Regions from separate parts of the Homo sapiens genome. Here regions 1 and 2 are each linked to region 3. Evidence: chromatin contacts called from ENCODE Hi-C or POLR2A ChIA-PET data. All regions are on one chromosome and are shown on one strand. Each heading gives the region's core, a stretch centred on a gene start or an enhancer-like site at or near the end of the contact. The rest is flanking DNA. Distances are from core to core; before and after follow the strand shown. Region 1 holds the start of ZNF414 (zinc finger protein 414). Region 2 holds the start of RPS28 (ribosomal protein S28). Region 3 holds the start of CCL25 (C-C motif chemokine ligand 25).

The links. A loop is a pair of places that touch in the nucleus more often than their neighbours do. ChIA-PET counts read pairs that join two places held with the same protein, here RNA polymerase II (POLR2A). Pooled maps may share reads with other maps.
Region 1: a pooled map shows a loop between it and region 3 (27-fold over the local background). The contact joins the promoter of ZNF414 here to the promoter of CCL25 in region 3. A Hi-C loop is called at or near these places in 3 of 37 single-sample maps with no recorded cell type and 5 of 50 pooled maps. POLR2A ChIA-PET finds 5 or more read pairs at or near these places in 1 of 52 experiments (OCI-LY7).
Region 2: a loop to region 3 is called in a pooled map, with 7 times the contacts of the local background. The contact joins the promoter of RPS28 here to the promoter of CCL25 in region 3. A Hi-C loop is called at or near these places in 6 of 50 pooled maps. POLR2A ChIA-PET finds 5 or more read pairs at or near these places in 3 of 52 experiments (A673, Caco-2 and WTC11).

Annotation. Positions count from the first base shown.
Region 1 is chr19:8,512,810-8,515,543 of GRCh38, reverse strand. ZNF414 (zinc finger protein 414) reads left to right here and starts at 1,377. Exons shown (of 8, transcript NM_001146175.2): 1 at 1,377-1,500; 2 at 2,203-2,515. The coding sequence starts at 1,498. RefSeq lists a silencer at 1,367-1,676.
Region 2 is chr19:8,320,040-8,323,066 of GRCh38, reverse strand. It overlaps RPS28 (ribosomal protein S28), which reads right to left and starts at 1,571. Exons shown (of 4, transcript NM_001031.5): 1 at 1,498-1,571; 2 at 1,364-1,411; 3 at 976-1,114; 4 at 1-795. The coding sequence starts at 1,536. The coding sequence ends at 992. It overlaps NDUFA7 (NADH:ubiquinone oxidoreductase subunit A7), which reads left to right and starts at 1,692. Exons shown (of 4, transcript NM_005001.5): 1 at 1,692-1,759; 2 at 2,161-2,210. The coding sequence starts at 1,709. It overlaps KANK3 (KN motif and ankyrin repeat domains 3), which reads left to right. Exons shown (of 11, transcript NM_198471.3): 11 at 145-483. The coding sequence ends at 228. RefSeq lists enhancers at 1-668, 669-1,636, 1,543-1,782, 1,637-2,604, 2,605-3,027.
Region 3 is chr19:8,051,495-8,054,548 of GRCh38, reverse strand. It overlaps CCL25 (C-C motif chemokine ligand 25), which reads right to left and starts at 1,789. Exons shown (of 6, transcript NM_005624.4): 1 at 1,727-1,789; 2 at 1,427-1,549. The coding sequence starts at 1,499.

The DNA of each region.
Region 1 (2,734 bases), core at 128-2,627, 460 kb before region 3:
TTACAACATAAACCACACTCCTCTCTCTGCACCACTCCCATGGCCCTGCGTGACCTGCCGCGCACCATATTCGCTTTCTGACCTCCACACCCCGCCTCCACTCTGCTCCAGTGGTGCCCTGGCCACCTCGCTGCTCTTTGACCAAAATAAGCCCGTCCTGCCCCACTCCAGGACATCACCACCAGCTATCCGGTAGAGCCCCCTGCTCCTCGGGCTTTCCACCAGCTCACTCCTTGATCATCTGGAGACAGCTCCGAAGTCACCTCCTCAGAGTGGCTTCCCTGACCCATCACTTCGACATTTCATTGTTTCCTTCATTGCTCTGAATAGGACAAAAGATTGTTTTTGCACTTGTTGATTTACTATTTCCCCATTTTTATTTAACTTTTAGAGATGGGGGTCTCGCTTTTTCGACCAGGCAGGAGTGCAGTGGTGCCATCACGCTCACTGCAGCCTCGACGTCCCTGGCTCGAGCGATGCTGTTTCCCCATTTTAAAATGTGAGTGCAAGGGGAGGCGAGGTGGCTCACGCCTGCAATCCTAACATTTGGGAGGCCAAGGCGGGAGGATCGCTTGAGCCCAGGAGTTTGAGACCGGCCTGGGCAACACACAGAGAGACCCTGTCTCTAAAAAGAATTTAAAAATTAGCTGGGCATGGTGGCACACGCCAGTAATCCCAGCTACTCGGGAGGCTGAGATGGGAGGATCGCCTGAACCCAGGAGGTCAAGGCTGTAGCGAGCTATGATCGCATCACTGCACTCCAGCCTGGGCGACAGAGCAAGACCCTGTCTCAACACTATAAAAAATAAAGAACTGGCCGGGCGCGGTGGCTCACGCCTGTAATCCCAGTACTTTGGGAGGCCGAGGCGGGTGGATCACCTGAGGTCAGGAGGTGACGACCAGCCTGGACAACATGGTAAAACCCAGTCTCTACTAAAAATACAAAAAATTAGCCAGACGTGGTGGTGGGCGCCCGTAATCCCAGCCACTTGGGAGGCTGAGGCAGAAGAATCGCTTGAACCCAGGAGGCGGAGGTTGCAGTGAGCCGAGATCGCGCCATTAAACTCCAGCCTGAGCAACAAGAGCGAAACTCTGTCTCAAAAAAAAATAAAAAATATAAAGAAAGAACTGCTGTTTATCGCCTGTCCAGGGCTGATCTTGGGACAAGACTAGAGGGATGAAGGTGCCCACTTTGAAGACTAGGACAGCGAGGTCATCCCGGATCTCCGTGCACGGAGTCTGCTGAAGTGCGCGCTGACTGCCCGGGGATAGATAGCAAGATTGCACCAGCGTCCGACCTGAGCTCCAGGGTGACTCTGCCCTCAGGCCCCGCCCCCTCTCCGAGCGCCCTGCGCAGGCCCCGCCCCCAGTCTCGCGAGAGCTGAGAGGTGGAAAATGGCGCTGACGTGAGCGCGAACTCGCACTGCCCAGAGGGTGGCCGCCGCCTAAGCTGCAGCCGCCGGAGCCGCAGAAACAAGAGGCCGAGCCGTGTCGAAGATGGTGAGCGCGGCACCGGGGTCGCGGGCGCGGCGGAGCTGCGGGGACTGGCGGGGAGCGGCCCTGTCGCGCCTACAGCCTCCGGCCGACCCCGCCCCCACATCCGGGCACCCGTCCGCCGCTGGCTGTCACTCGGAGAGCGCCCTACTTCCGGGCCCGGCCCGGAATGGACCACGCCCGTCAGGCTAGGACTCCGCCCCTAAACTTCTTACATCCGGGCCCCCAGCACCTCCAAGATTGTCCACACTGCTCGAGGCCGGCCGGTCTCGGTCCTCAGACAATCCATGTCTAGCTCCTCTAGCATCTTCCCAGTCCATGCCTGCCCATAGCCCCGCCTCCGTAGCCTTGGCCCCGCCCACTCCCTCTAGGCCACGCTTGTGTGCATACTGGGGCTCCCACCTATCCTAGTTGAGGAGAGCAGATGTTTCTCCCGTATGCATAAGGAGCTCAATCCGGGCCAGTGCAGTGGCTGACGACTCTAATCCCAGCACTTTGGGAGGCTGAGGCAGGAGGATCACTTGAGACCAGGGGTTCAAGACCAGTGAGGGCAACATGGCGAGACCCCATCTTTATAAAAAGAAAAAAAGAGCTTAGTCCACCCTTACGTATTCCCCTATCCTCTCCTGCTGGTGATTCCTTAGGATGGGGGCCGACTGGGTTGACCCAGAGCCCAGAAGGGTTCTCTCCGCCTCTTCCTTCCACCAGGAGGAGAAACCCTCAGGGCCCATCCCAGACATGCTGGCCACTGCAGAGCCCAGCTCCAGTGAGACCGACAAGGAGGTGTTGTCCCCGGCTGTGCCAGCTGCAGCCCCTTCCTCCTCCATGTCGGAGGAGCCAGGCCCTGAGCAGGCAGCCACACCGCCAGTGTGGGAACGTGGAGGGGCTGGAGGGATGCAGCAGGGCTCCTCCCCAGCCCCAGACAGCTGCCAGCCTGGCCCCGGACCCAGCCCTGGCCTGACCAGCATAGTCTCCGGGACCAGCGAGGACCTGCGGCCTCCCAGACGACGCCCACCTCCAGGTGATCTGTGATGGGGTCTTCTGGGGAATCACAGTCCCTGAAACAATAGAAGCGAGACGTAGAGAATCTCTAACCTCAGGGCCTTTCTAGAGGGATGCCACTCATCATTTTACGGAGCAGCCGGTGGATGCCAGGCTGTGGCTCCAATGGTGAGCCTGGCCAGTCCAGCCCCTGCACTGTGGCAGACCAGTCTGTTGTGGTAGGCAGAGAGTAAAGGCC
Region 2 (3,027 bases), core at 322-2,821, 270 kb before region 3:
GTCAGAAGGGGCAGAGGTTGGATACAAACCAGGCAGCCTGGGTCCATGGTAAAAGAACCTCCACTAAGTGAGGCTGGGGCTGAATCCCACGTTTCCTGCCTCAAGGAGATTGCAGCAGGCCCCCCTCTTTTCCCCTCTCTCCAGAGCGAGTCACCCCCTGGCTCCCAGACAGCCACACCTGGTGAAGGAGAATGCGGTGACAATGGAGAGAACCCCCAGGTTCAGTAAGCTGCCTCGTCTGGCTCACTACACCTAGCTGTGGGGAGATCTCCTCGTCAGTCACCTCAGCCTTTGGCGCACAGAAGGGTCCAGGGTCCCCTGCTCAGAGGCTAACACTGGCCGAAGAGAAAGGCAATTTCAGTTGGGGTGACTGTGGCAGGAAGGGGCTCACTCTGGCCCCACCAAGGTGAGGTGGGGACCAAGTGATAGAGCCCTGATCCACCCACTCTCTGAAACTTCTTTGCTAATAAAACATTCCTACTACGCTTGTGTTTTGTTTGGGGTAGAGGGTGCAATCGACAAACACGACCCCCCGCCTCAAAAAGGAAAAGCTTCGTTTGGCAAGACCGCACGGCCAGGATTTCCAGAGTGCGGAGGATCGGTGACCGCCTGGGAGCCACTCAAGAAACCTGGAGAAACCCTAGTCGTATAACCCAGACAAGAACCTGAGTTAACTTGAAACACAAACGCTTTATTTAAAGGAGCATCTCAGTTACGTGTGGCGGACAAAAAAAAGGAGCAGACTGTGACAGACCATTCCCATCGGCCAAGTGGTCGAACCCGACATCCAAGACCCTGTAAACAGACCCAAACATGAGATGTTGACAGGCCCCGCAGCAATTGGCAAACTCCCGCCTCCCTCTTGTCAGTCTCTGTATGTAGACTCTGCCTCCCAAACCCTCTCACCCTGGGCTTAACGAAGCCTCCCTACCACCAACCAAAGGTCTATCAAAGGGGTGTCCTCTTTGCACCCACCAGCGAGCAGCCAAGCTCAGCGCAACCTCCGGGCTTCTCGCTCTGACTCCAAAAGGGTGAGCACGTCGCCCTCGCGCACGGGGCCTTTTACATTGCGGATGATGGATCGGCTCGTGTCGTCCATGAATTCCACGCGCACCTACGGGTCCCCACCGGAGTGGAGGAAGAAGTAAGGGCGGGCCGCGGAAAGGCACCGCGGAGTGGGAAGCAGATATGAATTCAGAGAACGTGTCGGGGCCAGAATACAGATCGTTAAAGGGAACCATCAGAACCCCGTGATGAAATGAGAATCGGCTCCCGGATTCCGGCTGGCAGGGGTTAGGGCAGGGTAGAGGTCACATCAGGGTTTAGGTCGCCGGCAGTCGGCCAAATGCCCCCACCCGATTACCTGCGTGCACTGTCCCTGAGAACCGGTCCTGCCCAGGACCTTGGTGACCTGGAGGAAAGAAGCTGGGTTCAGACCCGGCCCGTTTGGCTCCTCTAATCCCTCCCCCTGCCCCCAAATTCGGGCCCCCACCTCACCCTGGCCAGCTTGATAGGCTGCACACGGCTGGTGTCCATGATGGCGGCGCGGCGGCGGTCTGGCGGAGAGGAGTCACGTGCTTCGGGGAGAGCCTTTATAGGACGTTCTAGCACCGCCCACTCCCGTCTCGCGATACCACGCCGCGTCTTTCCCAGCAGCCCCAGCGGTGGAGACGTCACCGGCTGCGCCCTTCAGTATCGCGGACGGAAGATGGCGTCCGCCACCCGTCTCATCCAGCGGCTGCGGAACTGGGCGTCCGGGGTGCGCGGGGCGGACAGGGCTGCACCATGGGGGGCTTCGGGCTCCGTGTGTCCGGGACCCGCTCCTGCTCCTCACCTCCCTCCTAAGCCGGGACCCTTCGCTCTCCCCGAATCTCCCTGGGAACCCCCAGCTAGTCACCCCTTCAGCCCGGGACCCTCTCCTGGCCTGGGAACCACTCAGGCCTGGGATTTCCCCAGTCCCCGACCTTCTTAGCCTTGGATCTGTGGGCCCGGACTCTGGCTTTGCTCTTCACCTGCAGGACCCACATCCGTTTCCCCGAGTGTTCATCCCCTGCCTTCCCTTAAAATGCGCATCCCCGGACCATCCCTGGTCCCTTGCCCTCTCCTTTCCTCTCTCCTGGGGTGCCTTGCAGGCCGACCTCTCCTCTCCTCTTCCCACAGCATGACCTGCAGGGGAAGCTGCAGCTACGCTACCAGGAGATCTCCAAGCGGTGAGCAGGCCCCGCTCGCTGCCCAGCCTCTGGCTCTGTCCTTTCTCCACCAAAAACGAAATCTGTGTTCCTTTAGACCCCTGAAACGGAGGGCTGACATCCTGCCACCAGTCCCCTGCCAGGCTGTGGAGGCAGAGGTTTGCCTTTAACCTTGCTGAACTCCGGAGGACAGCCCTCCTGAAACAGCGAGGCCGGGCGTGCATTCTGACTGGCAATCAGGCTAGATTTGCAGTGCTCAGCGTGGCCATGTTAGTCAGTGTTATCCCCAAGCTACAGATGAAAAAAGAGGTCCAGAGAGGCGAAATCATTTGCCTCAAGTCACTCAGAAGCTAAAAAGTGGCAGCGGGGACTTGAACCCAGAAGTGTCCTGATTTCAGACTCATTTATATTAAAATATTAGTTGATATTTACAAGCCCCCGTCATGTATGACCTCAGCCTTGGGTTTAACTTTGTGAACCAGGAAAGTTCTTATCCACATTCTTTCATGGACGCCACATTCTAGGGAGAAGCATAGTAGGGAAACAAACACAGCAGGTAGTATTGTTCTGGAATGCTTTGAAGACAAAACAAAATAAGTGGAAGCTGGAGGGTGGCTACGTAAAGTCAGATGATTGGGAAAGATCTTTCTTTGGAAATTGACAGTTGAGTCCCCTGAATGATGGGAAGGACCCATTCAAAGAATAATTATTGAAAAAACATTCTGACCGGGCGCGGTGGCTCACGCTTGTGATCCCAGCACTTGGGGAGGCTGAGGCAGGCGGATCACGAGGTCAGGAGTTTGAGACCAGCCTGGCCAACACAGTGAAACACAGTAAA
Region 3 (3,054 bases), core at 540-3,039:
GAGTTCTCTGCAATCTCACCTCTGCCAGAACTAACCTCCAGAGGCCGAGTCTGAGTCCCTGCAGAGCCCAGCCCAGCAGGAGCAGGGAAAGGGAGGACTCGAGCCCTCCAGGTGTCTCCCAACCGCGGCCTCTGAGGGCAAGGGGCAGCGCATTCTGTTGGAACCTCGGACTGCAGTGCCAGGCAGGTAGTTCCCAAGGCTGGAGGCCAGGATCGAAGGGCTGGGCTGGGCCTGGCTCTGATAGCAAAACAATCAGACCACAGCCCAACCCCCTTCCCAGGCAAAGGCCAAGGACTTGGACCCATCAGACCCAGCCGAGGGGCAGGTGGGTCAGGTGGGGGCAGACAGGGAAGGAGGGTGGGACCCTGGGTCTGCCGCCCAGCCAGGGACCCTGCTTTGGCCAGCTGCTGAAACTCAGAGGATGTAGGACCCAGTGTCAGGGCTCCCGTGGGGACACCCCAGGCCCAGGAATTGTCCTTTGGCGACTGAAATCCTCAAGTGCTTGCTCTGCGGTAGGGAGTGGGGAAGAAGGAAAGAGTTCCCTATTAATAACAGGAACAGTTACTATTGCCGCCGCCAGACATGAGGCCTAGTCTTTTGCAGGCATGAGCTCACTGGACCCTCAAGTCAGAGCCATGCAGTGGGAATTTTAGATTCCCACTTTGCAGCTGAGGAAACGGAGGCTCCTAAAGGTTTAGGAAGCCGGGCACAGTGGCTCAAACCTGTAATCCTAGCACTTTGGGAGGCTGAGGCAGGCGGATCGCCTGAGATCAGGAGATCGAGACTACTCTGGCCAACATAGTGAAACCCCATCTCTACTAAAAAATACAAAAATTAGCCGGGCATGGTACACACGCCTGTAGTCCCAGCTACTTGGGAGGCTGAGGCAGAAGGATCGCTTGAGCCCAGGAGGCGGAGGTTGCAGTGAGCCAAGATCGCGCCACTGCACTCCAGCCAGGGTGACAGAGTGAGACTCTGTCTCAAAAAAAAAAAAAAAAAAATGGTTTAGGAGCAACTAACTCTCAGCTGGACTGCATGGAGGGACCAGGATGGGAATCCACTCTTGTCAGTCTCCAGGGCCCTGATCTCCAACCCCACCCCTGGCTCGGCAGGATTAGGATTCTACAATACATCCCTGGCAGTAACTGGCTTTGCCCACAGCTGGAAGCCACCCTCTGCTCCCTCACATCTTTAGGAGTCTTGCAAAAGACTCCATGGGGCTCTCGAAGAAGGAACTGGGGACTCTCCATCTCCCCGACCCCATCCCAAGAGCTAACCAAACACCAGGAGTTCCTGCATGTCAGGAGCGGGAGAATTCAGTGGAGATGGGATTGGGGAGACTTCCGGAGGAGATAAGAGACAAAAGGGGTGGGGTGGGGGCATGGGGAGAGGGGCACTTGGTGGTAGGCATTGCCGAACACAGTACCTTGGGTGTGGACAGCGGGGGCCCAGGCTCCCAGGAAGCCGGCCACCAGGCAGGCCAGGAGCCACAGGTTCATGCTGCAGGCGGGTCCTCCTCCCTGGGCACCTGGACGAATAACGGGGCCACCTGGGGTCGTGGAGGGAAGTGGTAAGGACTGAGGAAGAGGAGGGGAGTGGGTACTGGGAACATCCCCCCTCTTAAGCCCCAGGCATATGGCAAGGGAAGGAGGTTGTATAAAGTAGGAACAAGTTGTGCTGGAGGGAAAAGCTGTTCATCTCAGTCATGTTCAAGGAAAAGACTCACCGATATCCACTGGGTCAAGGGAGCTGATGCCCGCCGGGCTGTAGGCCAAGCTGTCCCATCTGCAGGACCAACACGCTGAGCTTCACTCTTTATAGACAGAGCCCCACCCAGCCACCCCCTGCCCGCCCTCCTCCCTTCCTCCTCCTCTCCACCTGCACTCTCAGCCTCTGGAATTCTCCCTCTTCTACAGCAAGCTCCAACCTCGACCCACAGGCCCCCTTGCCTCCCCACTCCCCATCCCAGGCCTCCCAGCCAGCACCCCTACTGTCTCCAGAAAGGGCCTTTTCCCCTGTTTCCCTCACCTGCACACACCTGGTGGACACTGGCTGCCTGCGAACAAGGCTCAGACTGCCTTGAGCCCCCAAACAAGCCCTTACCTTCATGCTCCCCCCGCCCTCAAGCCACCTGTTCCCTGGTGGGTCCCCAACTTCACTCCATTTCCCTCTCCTTCCACACCATGGTTAGGTAACTTAGCATGTCACAGAAATCCTCTGGTTGTGATCACAGGCAAATCCATAGAAACAGAAAGTAAATTAGCGGTGGCCACAGGATGGGGGGAGGGGAGAATGAAGGACTGACTGTGAGAGGGTATGGGTTTCCTTTTGTTCTGAAATTAGATGAGAGTGATGGTTACATAACTCTATGAATATAGTCAGCACGGCACAATGGTGCACCTCCCACCGGTGAACAACCCCAACAAGAAAGAAACTCTCTAGGCCAGGCATGGTGGCTCATGTCTGTAAGCCCAACACTTTGGGAGGCCGAGGCCAGAGGATTGCTTGAGCCCAGGAGCTCAAGACCACCCCGGGCAATATAGAGAGACCTGCGTCACTACAAAAATTTTTTAAAAAATTAGCCTGACGTAGTAGTGCATACCTGTAGTCCCAGCCACTCAGGAGGCTGAGGTGTGAGGATTGCTTGAGCCTTGGAGGTTGAGGCTGCAGTGAGCTGTGATCATGCCACTGCACTCCAGCCTGGGCAACAGAGCAAGACCCTGTCTCAAAAAATGGAAAAAAAAACGGTGGCCGGACACAGTGGCTCACACCTGTAATACCAGCACTTTGGGAGGCCGAGGCAGGCGGATCCTCTGAGGTCAGGAGTTCGAGACCAGCCTGGCCAACATGGCAAAACCCCATCTCTACTAAAATTACAAAAATTAGCCGAGTGTGGTGGGGGGGCACCTGTAATTCCAGCTACTCAGGAGGCTGAGGCAGGAGAATCGCTTGAACCCGGGAGGCGGAGGTTGCAGTGAGCCGAGATTGGGCCACTGCATTCCAGCCTGGGCGACAAGAGTGAAACTCTGTCTCAAAAAAAAAAAAAAAAAAAAA